2 separate regions of the Homo sapiens genome follow, and region 1 is linked to region 2. A link is a loop called in an ENCODE intact Hi-C map of the cell type or tissue named here. Cell type or tissue: adrenal gland. All regions are shown on one strand. Links, peaks and the distances in the headings refer to the core of each region. The heading gives the core; the rest is flanking DNA.

Region 1 (9,686 bases), core at 2,807-5,306, 130 kb after region 2:
TTCGCCATCCAGTTCACTAACTCACACACCAATCTCCTATGGAAACACTGTCACAGACACACCCAGAACTAATGCTTTACCAGTTCTCTAGGTATCCCTTACTCCAGTCAAGTAGACACCTGAAATTAACCATTGCACCATACAATCCAACCATCACGTCCTTGGTAATTGCCCAATCGTGCTACAAACTTATGTCCACACAAAACCCACGCACGAATGTTTATAGTAGCTTTAATTATGATTGCCAAAAACTAGAAGCAAGCAAGGTGTATCTCAGTCAGTGAATAGACGAACAAACTGTGGCATATCTGTTCAATGGACTATTATTCAGAGATAAAAAGAAATGAGCTGGCAAGCCATAAAAGACATGGAGAAACCTTAAATGCATATTGTTAAGTGAAAAGAGCCAGTCTGAAAAGGCTAGATACGATATGATTCCAACAATATGACTTTCTGAAAAAGGCTAAACTATAGAGAGTAAAAAGATCAGGCGCTCACGGAGGGGAGGGCTGAACAGGGGGAGCACAGGGAATTTTTAGGGCAGTGAAACTATTCTGTATTACACTGTAATGGTGGCTACATTTGTCAAATGTCAAATCCCACAGAACTGTACAACACAAAGAGTGAACCTTAATGCAAACTACAGACTTGAGTCGATCATAATATACCAAGGTTTTTCCATTAATTATAACAGCACAATCATGCAAGATGGTGTTATAAGGAAACTGTGTGCATGGGAATGGGAGAGTGCATGGGAATTCTGTACTATCTGCTCAATTTTTTCTGTAACTATATGTTCTAAAAATATTAAGCCTATTAATTTTTTAAAAAAGGCTTTTACAGCACCTGGCCTGTGTTAGGTGCTTGATAAATGTAGCTGGTGTTGGCGTCAATCACCGGCAGTTGCATTAGGAGAGAGCCTGCTGGAGAAGATACAGTCAGGAGACCTGGGTCTCAGCCTGAGCACTGCAGGGGCTATTGGAGGTGGCCCCTAACCCGTCCCATCCTTATTTCCACAGCTCTAAATCTGGAATAAGAGAAATTCCTCCCCTCAGTGCAGTTGGGAGCACTGAGTGCTGTGTTTTGCAACAATAAAGTGTGTGCAAACAATTTACTGCCTGCTCCAGGCTGTGGGAGGAACGGATGGATGAGAGGAGTGGTGGGGGGGAAGCCCTCACAGCCCCGAGAGCTCCCTGGACATGCTGTTGTTGTTAACGCCAGGCTTAGCCAAGACCAAGGGCCAGACCATCCTACTAAACACAGCTCTGCCCAATTCTCAGGCCTGGGAGAATTTGAGGGCCGGGACGGGGCTCACATCTTCATGTGCCTGTGACGGTTGTCACTGCGCAAGGCAGACCAGGACTGAGACTCGGGGCTGGCCCCTGTTCTGCCCCTGCCTGCCTGTGGAGCTGTTTCTAGCCCTCTGAGCCTTGGTTTCCTCCTCTGTATATAGGGTCACGGTAGAGCTCACTGGGAGTGTGTGCACTGTGTGGACAAGTGACTTTGGAAATGGTTTGTAATCTGTGACACACACACCCACCAGGAAGGATGGTGGTGGTTAGACAGAGAAAAAGCTACTGTTTGGGCCAGGTGCATACTTTATCACTAAATCCTGACAGTGCCCCAAGGTAGATGTCATTGCCCCATTTCAAAGGACACTGAGGCTCCCAGAGGTGCAGTGCCCCCTCTCAGGGCTTCCCGAGGGAAGGTAGCAGAGTATTGAAACCCGGCCTGTCTAACTCAGCTGCCGGCTTTCTACACAACACTGGATCCTGCGGCTGCTGTTCCTACAAGATCTGGGGATGGTGGGCAACAAGTGTAGGGAGAGGGGAGGCCTACATCAAAAAGAATTCAGCTTTCTCCCCTTTGTCTGTTTTTGGGGGGTGGGGCCAGACGATGGGCAGAGATCCTATTCTCTCCACCCTCAAGGTGACTGAGGATGAGGAAGGACAGGCACTCGCCCGACAAAGGGGCAGCGGGTGTGACTCCACCTAGTCTGGTGGCACTACGGGTGCAGAAGTGGCTTTAGCAGGCCTGGGAGATCAGGGTCTGGGTGAGCGAGGGGGAGGTTGAGCCGGCATCTCTGCTGGCTCTCTTGCTTTTATTAAAAATAATTCTGACGCCAACTATTTTGTAAGCGTGTAGGGCACACATCCAGAGAGGCCCATCTGACTGCGAGATAATTTCAAGGCTGAAGAACATCGTTCGTGCCAGACACCTCGCACGAGGCGCTGCGTGAAACTGGCCTACTTATCCGAGGCCTCCTGTATTTCAGGGGGAGGGGGCAAGCCATGTTTATGTATAAAGGAGACTGCGCTCAACATTCCAAATGAAAATACTCTTCAATATTTCAGTGCATCGTTAACCAAATACATTTCAGCTGGGGCTTACTCCAGCCGATGTGAGCAGAGGCGTCAGATGACTCGCAGTCGGTGACTGAGGGATTTTGCTGAGAGATGGTCATGAGGCTCAGACACCCATGGGATTGGTGGGTTGCCGCGGCTGAGCCCTGGTCCATGGGACATGTGTAGCAGGGCACCTGCTAGATGCCAGTCTCAGTGCTTGGCCTCATGCAGGCGGGAACAGCTCTGTTTCCTGGATGTTGGCCTCATGTCGGGGGCAGATGTCCAGGCCCTTTCACAGTACTCAATGTGTGCTGTGGTCAAGGGCAGCGCTGGGTGCTGCGGAGCAGGTGAGACGGTACTGGGCCCAGCCTGAGCACTGGGGGAGGCTCTGTGAGGGAGGGGACCTGGGGGGTGGTGGTGAGCAAGGAGAGGGGGTTCCTGCAGAGGTGGGGGCCTGAGGGGGCCGGCCATTCTGGCTGGAGTGAGTGTGAGGCTAGTGATGAGTGGGGATGCAGAGTGGACAGGGGTCCAGCTCTCAAGGCCCTGAAATGCGCCAATGTCCTCCCCTGGGGTTGGAATTGTGAGACCAGTGACTGCAGGCAGCTGGGGGCCGGCACAGGCCTGTAAGTGATGGGAGCAGGCAGGGCTCCTGCTTCACACAGCCATGGACGAGGCTGCCAGCACCACATTTCCTCTGTCTTCCCCAGCCTCACTGTCCCCACTGTCGCCAGGGTGGGATGAGGAGGGCCTGGCACTCTGTCAGCCACCAAGGGAGAGTCTGTTGCGGCCACGTCCTGACCCTCTCATCTGGCTGTGAGGCAGGCCCTTCTTCCCATCTCTGTCCCCAGCACCTGCAGAGCAGCTGGCAGGGGTAGGTGCCCCAGAAGCACTTCCCGAGAAAGTAGTGCAGTAGGAGCAATGGGATCACACTAGGGGCAGACCCGCTTCCTGAGCATTTTCCACAGGCAGACATGGCCCTGAGCGCTTTCCGTGTTTTGTTTCATTTCATCCATCCCAAGGTTTCCAGGAGGCAGGCACCATTATTATCTCCACTTTACACCTGATGAACTTGAGGCTTGGAGGAAGTTGCCTAACTTCCCTGAGGTTAGCTAGCAAGTGACCAAGCGCAGATTGAAAGCCCAGTTTGTCTGATTCTGGAGACTGTGGCTTTGGGTATATAGCAAGTCAACCCAAGGCAGCCCCCGGAGCTGGGCACATAGCTCAGGAGGCAGGCATGTAGCTCATCAAGCAGTGGAAGAAATGTTTCTTATTTTGGTCAAAGAGCACTCAGCATATGTCAGATAATAAACAATGCCATTCTTAGATCTCCCTCTCCAAGCAAGAGGTGTGTGGTGTTTGAGCTCTCATGGGAAGGGGACGTGGGGAAGACTCCACAGTCAGTTTTTTCTTCCTTTGCTCTCATGTTCCCTTTGGTTACTGAAAGGGACCTTTAGCTTATATCTTAAAATAGCAAAAACATCTGGCTTTGAAGTAAACAAAGTTCAGAAGCCCCCAGATGTTGGTCTTTTGTTAGGACCAGGACAAGATTCTTGGTTGCCCAGCTCAAATGTTACCTTTGCGAGTAAAATGTTTGTCTCTCACAGCTGACACCATGATTTTGCCTTTAATTGCCTAATCTTGATGCTGTCCTCATCTCTTACCACGGAGATGTGAAATTCCACTCTGGAAAGAGCTGAGGGCAAAGTCTCCATGATAAGAAGGACCTCCTGAGTGCAATTTACATGAAATAAATGCATCTTCACTGACAAATTTGTTTCTTTATTTGAATTCTGGGCAATGAGAGGGCTACTCGAGGGCTACGACATCCCAGTTTTGCTGATAACATCCTCATTTAGAGTTCTGTGTCCTGCTGGAAATTCTAGAAGTGAAAATTAAAATTCTTATCTTTTTTTTAAATGACAATTAACATTGGCATGCTGGAGAGCATAAGCTACATGTTACTAAATTCCATCCAGCTCTTGAAGAGCCATTGACATTCTGACAGAGGTGAAGGCAAGCCCATTTGGGGAATGATGAACCCAGGGTGCAGACGGGGGGTTCCTTAGGTGGGGAGAGCCACATATTAGATGTAGGTCACTGTCAAATTCTAGCTTTTGTTTTGAGTGGTGAGTTTGCGGATGCTTATTCCATTATTAAAAATAGCTAATTTAAAAAGCTAACTAAATAAAAGTAGGTTATGCGTGGATCATGATGGAAGTGTCTCATGAACCCAGGGTGATGGGTGATGGCTAATCTAATTCTATGCACCTGAGGTCTAATAAAACACAAAACAAACAATCAAAAGCAAATTTATTTAAACGGATTATTTGAGTTTTAGATTTCATCATGTGCATGCTTTTTCTCACTAGTTTTTATTTTTTTCCTAATTATTTTAAGCACCATTTTTTCTTCTCCATTTCAATAGCAAGGTCTCCTTTTGCAGGTTATTTTTGTTCTTAAAGGTCTCAAGCATCAGGGATCTGGTTAACCCCTTCAGTGGGCACCAAAGTCTTATAACGGCAGAAGGAAGGTCTGGCTGGCTGCGGGAGAGGGGAAGATGCTTTAGCACTTTGACACAGCAGGCACTGGGTATGGGTGATGATCCAGTCCAAATGGGCGTTCAGAGGAGGGGAGGGAGACCCTGTCAAAGAGACCACCTCTACTCTGAGCCACGGTTCTCACACTCAGGATTCCCTGCTTTGAGGATGCAGGGCATCTTTTATTTTTGCATTTGTCTGCTCATCAAACATTAACTGGGCACTGGGCGAGATGCTTTGCATGTTCCAGGCCATGTGCTAGGCCCTCAAGGATACAGAATGCACAGTGGGTGGCTTTTCTGGGTCACAGCATGCTACGTGCCTTGTATGCGTTCTATCTTAACCCTCACAGCAACCTTCCTCTGTTGCTTCCCCCCATGATAGCTCTGGTCATATACTATTGCAATCGTCAACTGTATGTCATATTCATTTGTGACTGAGAGCACTGGGTATAATGGAAAGGGCAGCAGACACTGAAGTTAGACTGGTTTTTATTCAAATACTAGGGTCCCCACTGTAATATATTTTTTAGAGGCAGGATCTCTCTCTGTCACCCAGGCTGGAGTGCAGTGGCACAATTGCAGCTCACTGCAGCCTTGAACTCTTGAGTGCAAGCAATTCTCCTGCCTCAGCTTCCCAAGTCGCTGGGACTATAGGCAACTGCCATCATGCCTGGTGAATTTTTAAGTTTTTTAATAGAGACGGGGTCTTGCTATGTTGCCCAGGTTGGTCTCGAACTCCTAGCCTCAAGTAGTCCTCCCATCTCAGCCTCCCAAAGTGCTGGGATTACAGGCATGAGCCACTGCTACTGGCCCCCACTGTAATACTTGACGTGTCTGTGTAATTTCACCTCTTTGAGGCTCAGGTTTTCCATCTGTTGAATGGGAATAACAATGCTTATCTCACAGGATGGTGTGAGAAGTAAATGAGGTAATTCTTAGCAAGCATTTTTTATTTTTGTCTCACATAAATGTTCAGTAAATGGTCTCTTTTTTTCCCTTAAGAGGCTAGGATCTGTACCTAATTTATCTTTATATCCCTGCAGGGCACAATACCTGGTAACACATTCACTAGCTGTTAGTTGAATGGATGAATGAATGAATGAGTACGTGTTCTTTGAGCGTGAGAACCCAGGCTCTATCATTCTTCACAGGCTTCTTTCTTTTCAGCCCCCAGCAGCTGTGGGATGGGGAAAGCCGTCTCCCTCAGCATGGCACCCACACCTCCAGCCAGTACCTAACTGGATCTGAGGGCCTCGAACCCCTTGGATCCACACCATGGAGGGAAGAAAAGAAGACCCTCTGGTCTTTCTGCTGACACTTGGCAAAAGGAAGAACGACCACTTAACCACAGACTGCTCCTTTTGCTACTCAGTAGCTTCCTGAACGGTCCTAAGAAGGTGGCTGTCTCCAGATGCCCCTCTCCTTGAGAATCAGGGGCTTGGACCAGCCTTGAGAAGGAGGCAAGAACTGGGCCCTGGCTGGCACCAGCAGTGGCTCCTGAGACCACAGGCACAGAAGGCTTCCCATGTGTGGCTTTCATGCCCAGGCCCACTTCCTAGACCCCCAGGCCCTGCTATTTCCTTCCAGGAGTGAGGAAAACTCAGAGGACGGAGGAAAGGGAGACAGGAGGTTGGACAGGCACCCTCTCTGCTCCAGTTCTGTCCTCCCAGCAGGCCCTGTGAGTTGACTTTTATCCTCCCGCTGCTGCCGTCCCCTCTGACTCCTGCTTCACCAGCCCTGCCCCCTCTGTATCACTTAAGTGAACAAGCACTGCTTGGTGTAGCCCTGGATGGGGGGAGAGCACCCTGGGTGAGGAGGTAGGAGGACTGAGTTCAAATCTTGCCTTCTTTTGCTGCTCCCTGGCTGTGGGAGTTTAGACAAGTCACTTTTGCTCTTGGAACCTTAGGGTACTCATCTGTAAAAAGGGGTGCTGTTGCCCACCTCGAAGGCCTGGCGTGAGAATTTGCAGCGATATATGCACAAGTGAAGTAATCTCAAAACTGCTGTTACTACTATTCCACCTGGTGATGACTATTCCACCTAGTCAGGGGCTGAGGTCTGGCCAAGGGCCTGGGAGATCCCAGCCCTGAATTTGCTTATCAGTATGTGCTAAAAATAAGTATTTTTCTCATTTCCATAGCTTGGTCAGCAGAATACGGAGACCCTGGCAGACCCCAGAAAACCTCACCGGAGCTTGAATTGCGGACAGCCCCCGTGGATTCCGCTTACCGGGAGCAATTTAAGAGGCAAACAAAACATGAAAAACTACTCAGAATTAACAATGGGCCAGATGGTAATGCTAGTTTGCAGCAATAAAACATGATAAATAGCTTCCTGCTGCTACTCCTGATCAATTTCAATATTTAATAATTCCACTGCCACTCCCACCCCCTCATCTGGCCCCCTCCGTGGGATCCTGGATGACTCCCCACATTCAGCTCACAGAGCAAACACTTCTTTGCTTTCTGAAGGTGTCAGCAGAAAGTGCCGCTGCTCGATTGTCACATGAGCACTCTCAGTCCTCGAAATGATAATTAATCTGCCTACTTCTCCTGAAGACGCTCCATCTCACGCCTCTCCTGGTTGCCAGGGAGGGCTGTAAGGGAGCTGCCAACTGCAGAGATGCGATAGAGGCACTCATCTTGTTGATTCAATGACTGCTGCTATTTCCTGGGTTTTGCTTTTGACTTAAAGAAAGGGGAGCTGCAGGGAGCTCGGTGGTCATCTCACTCTAGGACCAGTGAGTAGGAGAAGGCAACCTGGAACGGGCTCGGGTGGATTGGTGTTTGAACCTTATCCACCAGCCATGCCTCTCTAGGCCTCAGTTTCCTCCTCTGCACAATGGAGATAATCATATCTACCTCTAGGAGAATTCTAGCCGGTGCTGCACATGTAAAGTGCCTGCAGAGTGCTTGGCATATAAGAATTGGCCAAGAACTGGCAGCCAGGAGCATCACTACTAAACACAAAGCCAAACAGCAAATGATGTCTGAGCGCCAGTGCCCTGCAGGAAGGACCGGCTGCATCTCTGTAGTTGGGAAGTTTCTGGCCCACATGGGTGTAGGGCAGGATTGGCTAGGGGTGCAACAGCTGCCAGGCAGACTGCCCCCAGGATTCTCCCCAAGGGGTGTCCACTAATAAGATAAACTGCCTCGCACCATCAGCGAGGACTCCAAAGACCTCAGAGCCACCCTGGAGAGCAGGGATTGTTGGCGCCATTTTACAGATGAGGAACTGGAGATAAGGAGGTGGAATGACTTTTCAAGCTGACATGGGCAGGAAATGGCATAATCAATTCTAATCTGGATCTCCCAACCTGACTTCATGTCCTCTCCACAGACTCACAGGAGCAAGCTGCCCCACTCCTCACGACCCGGTGCCTCCCTTCTGTGCGTCCCTTTTGGAGGGAGGCAGCCAGAAGAGGGCGTGGCGTGGGTGCCAGGGTGCTGCGGGCTCACAGTTCCTGTGTGATCTGTGTCACCTGAGCTGCAGTTTACTCGTCTGTGAAATGAGACTCATAATGCCTACTGCACTGGTTTACCGGGACATTTAATGAGGAAATATGCATGAAAGGACCTTGAAGTTTTGTGATGAGCTGTACAAATATCAGTTATGGTTATTATAATTTTTTTAGAAAAACACCCTCTGGGCTGGGCGCAGTGGCTCACGCCTGTAATCTCAGCACTTTGGGAAGTCAAGACAGGCGGATCACTTGAGCTCAGGAGTTCAAGACCAGCCTGGCCAACATGATGAAACCCTGTCTCTACTGAAAAAAAAAAAAAAATACAAAATTAGCCGGGCATGGTGGCTTGCACCTGTAATCCCAGATACTTGGGAGGCTGAGGCAGGATAACTGCTTGAACCTGGGAGGCAGAGGTTGCAGTGAGCTGAGATCGTGCCACTGCAACCACTCCAGCCTGGGCAACAGAGTGAGACTCCGTCTCAAAGACAAACAAAAAACAAAAGAGAGAGAGAGAAACACCCTCTGTGAGAAAAAAGATAGGAAACTCATCCACCTAAAGGTGGGTTCTTCTCACAGAACCCTTCACCACAGAACCTAGAGGATCAAGATCAAATTTTCTTGTGTGGCATTCAAGGCTTTGACAGCTCCCATAACCCCATCTCTACCCCTTCTCACATCCCTTTTTGCTCCAGCCCATCTGGGCTACTTGGTATGGTCTAAGCTCAACAGCCTCACCTGTGTCCAGGCCACGGCCAGGCAATAGCCCTGCCAGAGTGTCTGTCCCAGCCCTGTTCACCAGCTGATCCCGTACACCCTTCTCCTGAAGTCTTCCTTGGCCCTCCCTGGATGAGGAGCTCCTCCGCTGAGTTCCCGGATAGCTTCTCTGAGCTTCTCTCCCTCCGAGCCAGGCATCCTACTACCTAGCATCATTTTCTCATCTGCCTCCCAATGCTACAGTGAATTCTTTCAGGACGAGAACCAAGCACTATACCCTCCAGCCCACCCAAGGCTGGGCCCAGCATCTGCTCAGGAAATGTGTGTGAGGGGTGAACAAATGAATGAATAACTGAGTGTTCCCAGTATGGATGGAATCTGAGCCTTAAGCAAAGGCAAGGAATGCTAACGGTGGTATGAGAATTCGGTAGCAGACAGTGCTCCAGCATTTAAATTCAGCTCAATCCCTGGGATTATGTCTAGATCTGATGGCATCATCTTCTTCCCCCATCTGAACCCTTGACAAGAAGGAACAGAAAATATACCACCCATGCCTGTCAGGACCCCCACAGGCCATGGCAGAGGCATTTGTCAAATACCTGAGTCCCGCTGGTCCAGGGTCATG
Region 2 (9,686 bases), core at 3,225-5,724:
AAACTGCAGCCCTTCCTGGCGAGAGGCTAAGTGTTTATGTGGGCTGGTTGCAGAGCCCAGCTCTTTGTCCTGCTCAGGTTCCATTTCCAAAATAATTCTGCTTAGTTCTTCACATAAACAGCAGGGCCCTTAGAGACTGGCCCTGAGAGTATAGAGGGGATCCATCCCCGTCCCAGCACCCCAGTGTGCTGCCAGGAGACACCAGTGGGCATCCTGGGGTTGGTACCCAGTGTTCTGCTTTCTGCTCTTGCTCCTGCCTCCTTGGAGGCCAGGAGCCACATGCCTGAGGCCCAGGAATGTGATGGGGAAACAAGTTTCCCAGATTGGCCAAAGACCAAGATGGGAGCCATTGCACCAAGGTAGGCGTGGTAATTCAGTGCCACACGTTTCCCATGGTCAACCCTGCAGTCACTCTTCCCGCTAAGTCAAAGTGTCCACTTTGCTGTTGTCAGGTTATTTGGTGAATTTCTGTAGCCTCTAATGATGAGTAGTGAGTGGGAACTCTGTCTCCTTTGCTCCTAGCATCTACCAGGAAGACTGTTTCAGCGAAGGCAAGTCTCATACGGAGCTGGGCCTTGTGCACGCATGTGTCATAGCAAGCACTCATGAAGATGGGCCGGGGTCTCTTGTGAGCCTGGGGCAGCCCCGGGGGAATCTTGCCCTCAGAGAAGCACTTTTCACCATAGATTCACCCCTAGGTGATGCTATGCAGTCCTCATGGTAGGAATTACCAACTTCCACATCGGCTCAGGGGCCAGGATCTTCTAAGTGGTGGGACTTCGGGTCAAGCAGAATTCTGGACTCTGAGTGGCTTCCTAAGAGTTGGCCTGCTGCTTAGCCTGAATCTCAGGGCAGGTACAGACAGGATGGCGGTGCCCACAAGCCCTTTTTATCCAGCTAGCTAAAAGCCACTCATTGTACTAGCAGAAGCACGTTTCTACACATGAGAGGAAACACTGCATCCTTTTCGGTGCAGTTTTACAGAAAACTATTTAACGCGCTTGCTGTAGCTACCCCTGGCATGTGGATCCTGAGAATCCGCCCCTGGGCAGATTCACTCGGGTCACACACTTGTTTATCACACGGTGTGTAATTGACCTTAGTATGTGTGCATATGGACAGCATACCACGTAGCAGTGCCCTGGGCATTCTGACCTGCCCCTCCTGGCGTGTTTACTCCTCTCTACCCATAGTTCTGGCTGCCGTGCCTCACCCTGCCATGTGGCAACCACATGCCGGGCACTGAGAGGAGGCCCGGGTGAGAGTCTGGTCAGGGTCCTGCCTTCCTGGGAGCATTCTCCTTTGAGCACCACCTCCCTCTTCTTTCTCTCTTCCCCTCCCCCTCCAGTCCTGGACTTCCTGCTGTTCCTGGTCCAGGGGGAGGGCAGGTACCACACAGTGATGGGTGTCCTGCAAGCTGAGCCTGGGTTGTTGAAACTCCTGGCCCAGAAGCCTCTAGCCCCCAGCCAAGGTCCCTGTTTGGGCCGCGTTATGACAGTCTTGTTTCCGGCATGTCAGGTGTGACCATGCCTTCTGTCTCGATGGCTTTCCTTGCTGGTGGTCTCCCTGTGGGGCTGCTGTCCTTATGTGTCGAGGTTTCAGAATGGCCAGGCTCTTGGTGGGGAGGCCCTGGATGGACATGCTGGTGGCCCAGGAGAGAGCGACCCATCCTCAGTCCCTCTGCCTGTGAAGGCAGACTCTCCTGCCTGCCCTGGCAACAGCTCTGCGCCAGCCTGTCTGTGTGGCTGCCGGCAGCCGCGGCTCCTGACTGGCTGCCTTCTCCCAGCTCCCTCACGCCCTCCAAGGCTCACTCACTCACTCACTGGCTGCTCGCAGCAGCTCAGGCAGCGTTCAGGCAGATGGTGCAAGGGAGGCGTGGGCGGGGGTCCTCGGACTCTGCTTGCACACCCCCATGTGTGGGTGAGGTCACGCCCAAGGGATGTCATCAACATACGCTGGGATGGGCTTGGTGCCATTCAAGATCTATCTGCAGGGACAACAAAACCCGACTTCGAGGTCTTAACAAGTCCCTCGGGAGTCTCCAGACTCGAGTCCTTACACTGCATCACCCACTCCCCTGAGCCACCAGGCCCTGGTCTCCTCTCTTGACCCACAGGACACTGCAGGCAAATGCTGGGTTGAAATTCCAGCTCTGCCGCTTGTCAGCTGTGACTTTAGAGAACTTAGCTAACTCTGCAAAATGGGGGATAGTATCAGTTCATGGCATTGTCAAGAGGAATGAATGGGATTTGCAGCTAAATGCTTAGCAGCACCTGGCGAAGAGCAAGCGCAGGAGATGAGTTAACCGGGATTGTGTCATGGAGTTCCCCGGCTCGTGTTGTGTCCTCTCTCTGGAATGCTGCCTTCTCTTTCCCCTGTGATTCCTACTTTGATCATACCTGTCTTTCAGATCCTAGCTCCTTCTGCTTAAAGCTGGCTCTGCTCCCCCTCCCCCAGTCCTAGGCGGACTTCAAGGCCTTCACTTTGCTCCTCATTTTTTGTGCCTGATTTCTGTGCTTCACTTTTGGGTCCACTCCACCTGGTAGCAAGGGGGTGCTTCATGAGGGCACTGGATGGGATCTCTTGACATATACATGTCCTGCCCTCACTGGTAGAACAAAGCAAGAATCTAGCTCCTTCATAGCTCCTCAGAACCTCCGGGCAAACCTGGCTATGGTCCCCTTACTCCCTGCAAAGTGGAGCACATGACCAAGCCCATTCGCAAGGCCTTAGGATGAGAAGTCATAGTGATCCCTTTACAGATGGGCAGCTGAGGCCAGGAATGAGGAGGGGATGTACCCAAGGACACGTAAGAAGTTGGAGACCCTGGCCTGCTGCTTCTGTGCCTCTCTGCTGGGGGTTGGGGAAGGAGTCGGGCCATCTCTCAAGGAATCCGGGAGGACTTCACAGAAGAAGTGACAGGAGTTAAGGCTTGAAAGAGGATGGGTTCATCACATAACCAAGGCAGGGAAGGGCATTTAGGCAGAGGGAACCCCATGAGCCTAGTGCTCAGAGGATGAAAACCTTACTCTCTTCCTGGGACAGTCATTGAGACTGCAGTGAGAGGTGGGAAAGGGCCTGGAGCATCGGGAGAGTGAGAAATCATTGGGAAGGGCAGGAGCCAGCATTAAGGAGAGGCAGAGATAGAGAAGGTGAGCTGGTTAGAGGCTTGGCCCAGACCCGTGTATGTGCCAGATTAGACTGGGGGAGGGAGGGCCCAAGGATAAGCATCCCTTTGTGCCAGGTGCTTCATCTCTTAGTGCTTACAGTGACCTGAGAGGTGTGCTTGTTTTAGAGATGGGGAAACCAGATGCAGAGAGGTTTGGTGGCTTGACCAAGGTCTCATGGGCTAGTAAGAGGCAGAGCCAAAATGTGAACCACCAGCAACATGACTCTCAAGTCCTCTGGTGGCCACCACCTGTTTGGGATGGGGTGGCAGCTCCTCTCAGGGCAGGGGCCCTGTAGTCTACTCCCCAAGCAGGTGTGGGGGCCACTAAGAGAGTGTATGGCCCACAAGGTTCATTGTTAGGTCCTAGGCATGTGTCCAGGTGCACATAGACACCTTCAGTGAACCAGATTGTTCACCAAGCCTGGCAACTCTCTTCAACTAGGCCCTATTGGAAAATGGGTAGGATGCCAGGCAGCCTACAGCTGGGCAGCTCCAACTCTGGCCTCTGTTGCCCAGCAGCCAAAAGGTGGGGCTCTTGTAAGACCTGAGCCCCTCACCCCGTGTCTGGGTCCTGTAGCATTTCGGTCCTTACTTCCTTGCAGTTCTCAGGGTGTGGCAGTTGTCTGTGTGCCTCATTGAGTGGCAGATCTCCTGTGGACCGGGCCCAGGCCTCCTCTCTGGGCCTCTGGCACCTAGCATACAGCCTGGCCCAGCACAGGTGCCCAGTAAATGTTTGTACCATGAACGATACATTGAGCACCTACTGCGTGCCGGGTGCTGTGCCAGGCCCTGGAATAATTAACTTCGGCATGGCACTTTATGATTCACAGAGCTCCTCCCAGTCCCCTTAGGAGTCTGATTGTCTCAGATCAGGTATTTATTTCCCTGTTTTCCAAACAAGGAAACTGAAGCTTAGGAAGAGGAGGGCTGTAGCCTCAGGTCACATCTGTCAGCCAGGGAGGGGCAGAACCAGCCCCAGCCACTGCCCACTCCCTGCTCCCTGGGCAGTGAGCACACCCTGGAGGCTGACAGCTGTTTCTTTCCAACCCCTGCAAGCAAGAGATAGAGCACCCTGGCTGGCAGGGAAGCCAGGCCAACAGAGAATCCGTATCCCAGGAAGCAGGGCTCCTGGGGGCTGCAGTAGGCACCTGGCTCATCCTCAGGGCTCCACCCAGCAGGAGCAGGGGCCTCCTCTTCCACTACCAAGGACCTGGTTGCTGGGGACAATTGTCTGTGTCTGGGGTAAGTCAGAGGCAGGAGAACAAAGAGAACCCTTCCTGCCAATGCCACTCTGACCTTGAAAACCCTGTGGGGTTTCATTTACTCGAAAGAAAAAGGGAAGAGTTGGTTACCAGCTTCAAAGAGGGGCAGACCTCCTGCAGGCGAGCATTGAGGAAACCTTGGCTTTGTGAGTTATTGCTGCCAAATTTCTCCTTTTCAGTTTAACAGAAGTCCTGGGGATCACTGTCCATGGGCTGGGGAGGAATCCGGCCACCTTTTTTAGAAGGCAGGAAGGTGCCAGGATCACTGCTCTTACTTTGGTTGGGCTCTAGGTGGCACAGCTTCTGATGTAAAGATCAAATAACAATAGGGAGATCTGGATGCAGCCTGAAGGCTCACCCCAGTGTCTTGCTGCAGGTGTGCCCAGCTGTGGGACCAGGACCCCAGGAAGGAAGGGCATTGTTCTGTCCCTGCTGTGGGAGTCTCTCAGGGAAGCAGCATAGCACTCAGGAAATCCTGGGCACCGTGAAGGGCTGTGTATTTATTCCTTATTCCACAAACAATAAGCAAGTCCCTGCTGTGTGCCAGGCACTGAGTGGGATCCTGGGAGAAGGATTGATGTGTTGTGGGTCCTGCCATGTCCTGCCTGTTGTGACAGTCCACCACTGTAGTGGCATCTGTGTCCATCTGGAGAGTACATGTTCTGCTAAGGGGGGCAGCAGCCCCTGCACCATGGCACTGGGCATTTGGTGGCAGGCCTTTGGATTTATAAGAGAAGCCAAAAATCTAGAGGTTTTTTTGTGACATTTTAAAATTTCACATCTTTAAATGTTGGCATTTGATTCAAAACTTAAAAATGTCAACACTGTGTGGGCTAAACAAAACATGAATGTTGACCAAATACAGCTCATACTCTTTAGTTAAAGACCTTTATCTTAAAGGTTGGATAAAACCCAGATGGGCAGAGGGCAATAGGCAAGGTCTTCCTGGGGAGGGGGCACCTGGACAGAGGGGTGGTGGTGGGAATCTGCCTGAGCATTTTCAGGGCAGCTGGGAACTGGGAAGTGAGGGGCGGAACTGATGGGGCCCCGCCCAGTCATGGAATCCTTGCATGCCCTGGACGTGCAGATGTGCTGCAGGCCTGACCCAGGCTGCCCTGAGAGCCTCCAGCTGTGTCCATCCCTCCAGTCAGCAGCGTTTACCCAACACCGTCACATAAATGAGGCTTTGGCCAGGCAGGAGCTCAAGGAAGAAGGGTCATGAGTATTTAAGAGAAACCTCCAGGACACACGATCCTCATCTCCAGGAAAGCTATGGAATGGGGGCTGTCGATCTCTCCGTTGTCCATGCATGCATGTGACCTCCCCTGCCATTTGCATTTGCTCTCCTGCAGCTCCTTCAGGTTCTGGGCTGGGCCAGGAGGGCTTTCGCAAGAACACCTAAAAACCCTTGGAAAGGGGCTCTTCCCTTCTCCTCTTCCTGTTCCTCCCCTGCAGGAGTCCTGCATTGTTCAGAGGGTTTGAACGGCTCTGGCCAAAGCCTGTTTGGGTGTCTTCCTGTTCGGGGCCTGCAGTTATGACTCCTCCCTTTTTCTCAGTTTCTCCCCGTCTGCCACTCCCCCCATGATCCATATTTGAGTTTCTTCTAAATGATCACCTGCAGAAATGGTCCTTCAGATTGTCCCAGAGATTTGCCCAGGAAACTTTCATTGAGCCCCTGCTGTATGCAGGGCCTTGGGCCAGAGAGGGGACTGAAACCCAGGGCTCCCACTGACTGGTAGAGTAGACAGCCACACAGACAGCCAGTGGGTTTGAAGAAGAAACTCAAGTGTGGATCATAGGGGGAGTGACAGACAGGGGGAAGAAACAGAAAAAGGGAAGTTATGACTGCAGGCCTACCTGGGAGGCTGAGGCAGGAGTATCCTTTGAGCCCAGGAGTTTGAGTCTAGCCTGGGCAATATAATGAGACTATGTTTCAAAACAAGATAAGTTAAAAAAATTGCAAGTATAGAGTACCAAATTCCAGGCACTATAAAGCAAAAAGTAACAAAACTTCTATGCCACTCCCACCATAGAATCTCTTACTCCACCAAAAGCCACGGTGGACTGTTGGTCGGGGACTTTTTCTGCAGACTTTTTTCTGTGGCCAATGAAATGATCTTATCCACGTCCCTGTGCCTGGAACAGGCCACCCAGCATGCTCCTGCTTCCTTGGCCTGCAGAAGGACTGAGGGAGCCTAGCTGCCATGGCCCAGAGCCCTCTCTCCCAGCACCCACAGCCTTTAGTCCCATAGCTATGGTGCTGGGTGGCCCTCCATGGACGGAGTCTGTGGCTCTGGAAGGAAGAGGGCATGGTCTTTTCCCAGCAGTGCCACACAGACTCAGGCCGTGGGCTGCCTCAGCCAGCAGAGAGGGAGGCAACAAGCAGGCTGGCTGGCTGAGGACTTCGAGAGCACACAGGGCTCCCCCAAGGGATCCTCGGGATTGAGTTATTTCTGTTTTTGCTCACCTGTGCCTGGCCCTGGGGACAGAGACAGGAATCAGCTGCAGTCCCTGCCTCCCTGGAGGAGCTCCCAGTCAGGTGGGAGAGGTGCCTGCCACCCCTGATGAAACTGTCTCTACCTCAGGTTCTCCCTGCTGCTCAGAACAAGGGACAGCCAGGAACCAGGTCCAGGGAGGAGTGTGGTCTGGGCTCAGGGGAGCCCTGGAGGAAGTGGATTGTAAGCTAAGATTGGGAGGAACTCTCCCCACCCTGGTTTCACCTGATGGGTCTTGCAGCACCTCCTGCTCAGTAAGCAAAGAACTGGATGGGAAAGAACTGACATCTGTGCAATGCAGACACTTGGAGCTGTTGTTTCATTTAGAGTACAGTGTTTTCCCCTAGAGGCCCTGTGTGGATGAAGACACAGAGCTGGTTGAGGATTGGGCCCAGGGGGTAGGGCGGAGAGGAGGGTGCATGGTGAAGATTTGTCTACTTAGGCTGGTGAGCCCACTCGGGGTGGAGCACTGGCTTAAGGCACCTTGGCCCTGCCCACTGCTGCTGGGGGACCTTGATCAAGGTACTTCATCATCAGTCAAATGGGGCAGAGAGCCCTGCCCACCTCCCAGGGCTTCTCTGAGAGTCTGCCTGACAGTCTTTCTGCCTTGGGAGCAGCAGAGCCTGGGCCCATGTTGGGGATGATGAGGATGTTGATGGTAACGAGGATAGTGACAGGGACAACATGGGGGATTGTTTACTGAGGATTCCCTCATGCTGGCGCTTGAGGTGACACACCCTCACTGTGTGCTGTGTGCCCTGCCGTCATGGCTCCCCACTGGACCCTGCACCGAGCCCTAGACTTGCTCCCCTTTCAGTCAGTTCTCTGCCCAGGACTCACTTGTTATGACTCAGGTTCCTTCCTGTGGACCCTGAATGGGGAGCACCTGACTACCTTTCCAGTTGCACTTCCCCCACCCCTCCCCGTTCCCTGCCCCACGAGTGCTCCAGCATACATCTTTGTCCTTGTTCCCTCTTCTTCTCTTCCTGGAACATTCTTTGTTCAGATACCTGTGTGGCTTGCTGCCCCACTTCATTCAAGTGTGAATCCAACCACCCGGTCAAACACAGCCCCCTCCCATCCTCTAGCCAGGACCTGGCTCTGCATTTGTCTCTAGCTGTTGAGTTCACCTGATGTTGTTACATACTTCGTGTACTTTTCCCACACTCTAGACTGTACGCCACATGCAAGTAGAACATTTATGTCTTGTACCCTGATGTGTCTCTGGCACCTAGAATCGGGCCTGACAGAAAGTTGGTGAATGAACAAACAAACATTTAATTGTACCCCATAATGTGGACACATTGCTGTCTACATTTTACAGATGGGGAAACTAGACTCAAAGAAGAGGTGGATTGACTAGCCCAATGTCATACAGCTGCAGCGGGACAGAACCAGGATTTTAGCCCAGTGTCTGTGGCCTCTGAGCCCTGTCTCAGCCAGTAGACACTCCCACCTCCCCAGAATCTAGGATGGACAGGAATGGGAGGGGGCCCAAAAAGGTGGGTAGGATTTTACCCTGGGGATTGAGGGGTGAGGCCAAGGAGGGGGTGAACCATGAGGGTCTGAGAGGGCCAGGGGCAGGTCGGGGACTTCAGTGAGGGTCAGGACAGGGAACCCTTGCAAGACAGTCTCTGAGGAGAGCACCCCCGGCACCAGCCACTCCCAAAGACCAGCCGCCTCCAGGCTTCTTGTGCTGGCTTTGGTTCCTGGCACGATTTCTGTTTCCCAGAGGAGCTCAGGCCTGGCCCGGCTTCCCAGGGTGGAGAAACACATGGTGAGTGAGTGTGTGTGCGCGCGTGTGTATGTGTGTGTGTGTCCAGCCTTGCTGTTTGCGTTGTCGTCACGTCTTCTTAATCAGCCTATTTCTGGGAGCGATGACTTCATCTCCTGTGATTCTCGACACAGCCATTGTCAGGCGTCCATGGAAAGATTGGGCCTGGCAGTGTCCATATTCCCCTAACGAGCCAGGTTGGGAGAGCCAATTGGCGGGCCCTGGTCTGACCTGGCTCGGGGGCTTATGGTCAGGTCTATCTCCAAGAGACTCCACTGCCCAGGGTCACCCTTAGATTTGGCCTCTTTGACCCTGGGGTACCCAGTGCAGCAAATTCCAGCCATTGTTTCCTGTGTGCTTCCTCTGTGTACGCTCTGCTGTGGGCAGGGGGTAGGGGACAGTCACGCCAATCTCTGCCCTCAAGGGCTCCTGCTGTCTGACAATGCAGATGAGTCAACAGACCTCACCTTAGAGGGTCTGTGCGTGAACAGAGAAGGGAGTGAGGACTCTACCAGCGCTCAAGGAAGGCTCCACTGAGTTGGTGGTTGGGCCACAGGGTGAAGGTGAAGGTTCCCTTGAGGGAGGGAAAGGGCTTTTGGGCATGCCAGGTAGTTGGGTATCACTGGGCACGGGGCGGCTATGTGTTGGGCCTGGAGAGTGCAAGGAATAGAGGGGAAGGTAGCAGGAAGGCAGCAGGGTATGGACTTGATCCTGAAAGTAGCTGGGAAGGATTTTAAGAAGAGATGGGACCTAGATAGATCAGCGATTTTAGAAGCAAGTCCTTGGCTGTGTGTAAGGGTAGGTGTGGAAAGGTGTGACACTGGGAAATATATACAGTATTTGGTTTCTTGGCACACGACTCCTGAAATCCTTAGATTCTTTAAAGTGATGTCTACTTATTTGCTAATGAGTTGACTGATGGCTGGCAGCCCCTAGGTGGCTTCAGAAAGGGGTCACAGAAAAGACCAAGGCAGGATTAGAGGGTT

The links. Peaks named below come from ENCODE experiments on the same cell type or tissue, not always from the same donor. Only the 100,000 strongest peaks of a DNase experiment are listed, where the experiment ranks them.
Region 1: it touches region 2 in a loop (2.0-fold over the local background); 4 of 110 quality-filtered maps call a loop at or near these places.

The regions. Positions count from the first base shown.
Region 1 is chr9:121,850,677-121,860,362 of GRCh38, forward strand. TTLL11 (tubulin tyrosine ligase like 11) reads right to left here. Exons shown (of 9, transcript NM_001139442.2): 8 at 9,661-9,686. Among named protein-coding and RNA genes, the nearest start is that of DAB2IP, 200 kb to the left of the region's middle. In adrenal gland, for the core only: no CTCF peak of the experiment used is centred there; no DNase peak of the experiment used is centred there; H3K27ac peaks cover 192 bases.
Region 2 is chr9:121,716,444-121,726,129 of GRCh38, forward strand. All of the region lies in intron 3 of DAB2IP (DAB2 interacting protein), which reads left to right. Among named protein-coding and RNA genes, the nearest start is that of DAB2IP, 70 kb to the left of the region's middle. RefSeq lists enhancers at 1,675-2,272, 3,750-4,277. In adrenal gland, for the core only: CTCF peaks have their summits at 4,705 (motif pointing right) and 4,908; DNase peaks (open chromatin) are centred at 3,932 and 4,259; H3K27ac peaks cover 1,331 bases.